2 separate regions of the Homo sapiens genome follow, and region 1 is linked to region 2. A link is a loop called in an ENCODE intact Hi-C map of the cell type or tissue named here. Cell type or tissue: IMR-90. All regions are shown on one strand. Region 1 overlaps LRIG2 (leucine rich repeats and immunoglobulin like domains 2). Region 2 overlaps MAGI3 (membrane associated guanylate kinase, WW and PDZ domain containing 3).

The links. Peaks named below come from ENCODE experiments on the same cell type or tissue, not always from the same donor. Only the 100,000 strongest peaks of a DNase experiment are listed, where the experiment ranks them.
Region 1: it touches region 2 in a loop (5-fold over the local background); 9 of 110 quality-filtered maps call a loop at or near these places.

What each region holds. Positions count from the first base shown.
Region 1 is chr1:113,122,472-113,124,971 of GRCh38, reverse strand. LRIG2 (leucine rich repeats and immunoglobulin like domains 2) reads right to left here. Exons shown (of 18, transcript NM_014813.3): 18 at 1-1,097. The coding sequence ends at 871. Among named protein-coding and RNA genes, the nearest start is that of LRIG2, 51 kb to the right of the region's middle. In IMR-90, no CTCF peak of the experiment used is centred here; a DNase peak (open chromatin) is centred at 1,041; H3K27ac peaks cover 240 bases.
Region 2 is chr1:113,676,528-113,679,027 of GRCh38, reverse strand. All of the region lies in intron 19 of MAGI3 (membrane associated guanylate kinase, WW and PDZ domain containing 3), which reads right to left. Among named protein-coding and RNA genes, the nearest start is that of PHTF1, 82 kb to the left of the region's middle. RefSeq lists an enhancer at 1,407-1,701. In IMR-90, a CTCF peak has its summit at 946 (motif pointing right); DNase peaks (open chromatin) are centred at 967 and 1,547.

The DNA of each region.
Region 1 (2,500 bases), 550 kb after region 2:
CCAGCCTGGTCTCAAATTCCTGGCCTCAAGCAATCCTCCCACCTTAGCCTCTCAAAATGCTGGGATTACAGGTGTGAGCCACAGTTTTTATACTTTAAATAAAATTTTTAGATCTCACTAAATTGAGTTATTTAAAATCTGTGATCTGAGAAGCTACTTGTCAATATTATAACTGGATATTACATATAATTTTGGCATATCAAAAATATTTACATTGCAGCCAACACATATGGTCAATGAATACAAAAATTATTTATAAATGCACATATATTTACAATGACATCCCTGGGCAATAGGGACAAAAAAAAAAATTCACAAGAATACAAAAATCTTTGACCTGGTACCAGTTGGTCAAGCCTGGGATTCTTGCCAAAGACCTTGAATATCAAAGCCCCAGTCTCAACTATCTGCCTGAAACCACTGAAGAATCCCAGGCACACTTCCCAGAAGGCTCCAAAGTTATTTTTGCTCCTTGGAAAGCAAAGTAGAACATCGAAGTAGTGATGTTTTCTCAGGACCATTCTGAAGACTAGGGCAATCCAGCATGTTAAGCAGCAATGTGACTCTTCCTGACAAGCAGATGCACACCAGGGCACATCCCCATGGAAGCATCAGGAAGCACATTTGCCCCGTATCTTCCCTCTGCCGGTGCTGCACATTTTTGATGAGCTGTACCCATTTCTGTCAGCTGTTGCCATTTCTTCATCAGGTATAAGACCAAACAACGCATGGCCCACCTTGGTGCGGTCAGATGCAATCATAAAGAAAGAGTAAAGCAAATGCTGACTTCGGAGTTTCTTCTGAGCTCTGAGGTAGTAAATGCAAAATTAATTAATAAGTCTCTGCCCAGATTTCATCCTGAAGTGAGTTTCATGTGCCCTCACTACCATCTTGAATGTTCCGAGTCCTACTAAAATCAAAAGCATGATCCTGTAACCTGTGGCAGGACATGGAAGAAGCAGAACAGTCTGGCTCTCTCCCTGCCAGGCCCTCATTTTGATGAAGTTGTGGTGACTCATGGACTGGCTGCTGGGAAAAAGGAGGATGAGGCAGGCCTAGTTCTCTGTTTATGTTCCACACGGGCCGCTGCAATGTTTCTGAGAATGAAAGACAAGAATTATCAGTAGTGACTGGTAAAACTTAATATCCTTTTAGCCAAATCCTCAAAGAAATAAAGATGTTCAATATTCCTGAATAGGGACACTGAAATCACACACACACACACACACACACACACACACACAAAAACCACCACCAGAACATGGTCTTTCAAATCCCTCTACTTCACAAACCTAACCAATTATTTACTGAGATCATACTATATATCGTCTACTGTCACCTGTTATTTTAGCGATTCTGTTGCTACAAAATTTTTTATTTTATTTATTTATTTTTTTGAGATGGAGTTTCGCTCTTGTTGCCCGGGCTGGAGTGCAATGGCGTCATCTCGGCTCACCGCAACCTCCGCCTCCCGGGTTCACACAATTCTACTGCGTCAGCCTCCCAAGTAGCTGGGATTACAGGCATGTGCCACCATGCCCAGCTAATTTTGTATATTTAGTAGAGACAGGAGTTTCACCATGTTGGCCAGGCTAGTTTGAACTCCCAACCTCAGGTGATCCGCCTGCTTCAGCCTCCCAAAGTGCTGGGATTACAGGCGTGAGCCACCGTGCCCGGCCACAAAATTTTTAAATAAAACTCTTTAGACACATGGAAAAGAACTAAAAGACAAAATGGTATCCATATTGTAATGAAAGTTTCATGATAGGTAATAATCATTGATTCAGTGCAGCCATTATATCTTTAAATATGTCACAAAATTGTTTTAAAAATAAACAGCCATTCCCTTCCAACTCCTAGCATGTCAACAATTCTAACAACAAATGATAGTCAAAAGGAGCTGTATTAAATCAGATTATCTGCACACTGGTTTCAAATATGCATTTCTCATTCTTCTTTAATTACAATGGTGAACTATTTTCCCAAAGACTGTTTACTGAAAGTTATATTAACTTCATAGGGTACATTTTAGAAAAAGCTAGCCAAACATTATAAAAACAAATACCCAGAAATAAAAATAAAATCCATGTGAAAAGTAAGCTAGAGCAGGGTTTCTCAAGTTTTAATTAATATGCACACAAATAACTTGAGGATCTTGTTAAAATGTAGACTCTGATTTGCTAGATCTGCTCTGGGGTCATTACTCTGCATTTCTAACAAGCTCTTAGGTAACGGTGATGCTGATAGTCAACAGACCAGACTTCGAGTAAGAAGAAGCTAGGATACCCCACATAAAAAATCGCCAATGGGCCGAAGCACTCTCATTTGCTGATTTCCTTACTTACGGACCAGATTAAAAATGAAGGCATCCCCAAAGTTACAAAAAAGATGGGACTACATTTCTGGTCCTTCTTAAACCCTTTTTGTATTAACTCTTCTAAGACATCCAACAGTAAAAGTGGATTTACTGTTGATGCATTTCTTTCATGAACACTTAATG
Region 2 (2,500 bases):
TATTACTGAAATTCCAAAAAGCAAATACTCAAATATTTGTAAGAGCTTACTAAAACAATCCAGAAGTTCCTTTGAGTTGAAGCTAGCTGCAAGGTGACTAAAGAATAGAAATAATAATAAGCCAATCCAGAAGTAACAAAACAGAAGGACTCAATATTTAACAAAGGTCAGTGGGCCAACTCTTTCTACAGATACAGCATGGCACAGGCGGTCAGGAGGCTGTGGTTCACATCTTGTGCTCCACCTCTTTCTAGTGTTGTGGTCTCATTTTTTTCATCTGTTAAATGAGGATAATATTAGTACCTATTTCGTGGGATTCTGGGAGGACTTAAGATAAAACATGATTATATACCAAGTGCAAATATTAGTTTTCAAGCTATTTTAAAGTGTATCATTACGAAGATTTAACTGTAGACTGCACTCCATTCTATACAATGCAAAAAAATTCAAGTCAACTATGAAATAGACTAAAGGTCTTATTGCATACTTATTTTAAACAAGGGAGGCTTACTCTTGAACAAATGGACAATATCAGAAACAAGATTGATGGATTTAATATGTAAGATGAAAACACCTTAATAAAACCAAAGTAAGACAGCAGGATGGAGAATAATTTAGAAACCCCTTACTATCCAGAATATATAAGTGAAACAAAAGCCAATACTTAGATTTCCCTTGATAAATGATGGAAGAAGAATCATTTTCATGAGGCAATGTAGGTAAGAAATTAGCACTAGATATATAATCTTGCTGATAAAGAAAATTAAAGTAGATAGTATTTGGACACTGCTTTGGGCATATCTTGTAAAACAGGTTTGAGGTTATAATTTATTTCAATCACATTCTTTAGCTTAAGCTCTCCAACCCAGAACACTTTTTATTCTTTTCCTGCAATAAACTGCAAAAAAAAAAAACAACAAAAACTTGTAATTGAACAGACTTGCCACCAGGTGTCATTTCTGTTTAACTTTAAAACTGAATGAGGGGAAGGAGGGGGAGCCATTGCTTTAAGATTTATGGTAGACAGGCCCTCAGAGTGGGAGAAATTCTGCAGAGACCTACATACACAAAACTACAGATGAAAAAGACTCTTCTGAGAGGGAAATTCAGAGGAGTAAATTCACCCAGTAAACATCCTTTTAACATTTTAAGTCACTTTAAAAATGTGATAAAAAATAATTTGGAGAAAACATCTTTTGATAAATAGAACAAAGATTCAAGTTCAGTTTTGTATTATTGAAAAATAATTATGGGGACAGAGAAGAGAGAGGAAAGAAAAGAGAAAGGAAAAAAAATAGGAGAACCAAAAGAAAAGAAGTAGGAAGAATAGGGAAAAAGAATGTTCCCTTTTTTAAACAAATCACTATTTTTTTATAGGCAGTCTTGTCGTTTTAAAAACAACATCCACTACAAATGTATTAAAATGACAAAATATTTCTACCACATGGCTTATATTATCTCACAACCTGTTAAGAAACTGTCTGCCTATCAATGAAATCCAATCCAAACTGGACTCAAGCCAAGACCTGACATAGCGGAAAGCACATGAACCGATCTTCGAGGACGACGGACTAGGGTCATACCTGGGTCACACTGTGGCCTGCACAGGATGAGTGATCTCTGCAAGTGACTAAGTCTCCTTGAGCCTCAGTTTTAAATCTGTAAGTGGGGATAATGTCACCTATCTCAGAGTTTTTGAGACTAATATAAGTAAAAACGCATGTTGTGTAGGAAAATACATGTTGCCTCAAAGACAGCAAACACTTAATATTTTCTAAATCTGATTATGTTCTACGTTAAATATTTAAGTTTGACACTATTCCCTAATATGAACCTTTTCCATTCAGCTATTTCTCAGTTCCTTATCCCAGAACACTTTTTTTCTCTCTCCTCTCTAAATCTTAACCAGACCGAAAGGAAGAACCTCTCAATGATTCTCAATATCCTTCCATCTATGTTACAAATTAACATTTCTTGTTTTCTTAATGACACTAAGATTGTTGCTAATTACTTCATATATCCCCAGTCCTGTTCACCCAGTAATAAGTCCTGGGAACTGATCTTAAAAATAAAAACACACACACACAATAATTCTCTCAGTATCTAGAATTATTATCCATACATTTTACTCTTTCAACAAATATCTATGGAGCACCTGATATGAATATTCAAGGCACCATATCAGGTGCTGGAGATACGGAATAATAGGTATAGGACACAAAGTACAGCTGTCAACCTAATAAAGGGAGAAGAGGAGAGGCAAGCGGGGGAGGCAGAGAGGGGCACTCAGGTGGCTCCGTGGTGCGAGTGTCAGCTAGAGATAAACTCTTATCATTTGGACAGCGGCCACCAGAGAAAGTTGTCATCAATAACATTTTATTGAGCACTAGTTATATGCAAAGCCCTCATGAGCTGTATCAAGTCAAGATTTTGATAATTTAATAGCCCAAAAAGTGACTTCTCTGAAAAGCTGACATTTTCTTACAGGTTAGAGCACACT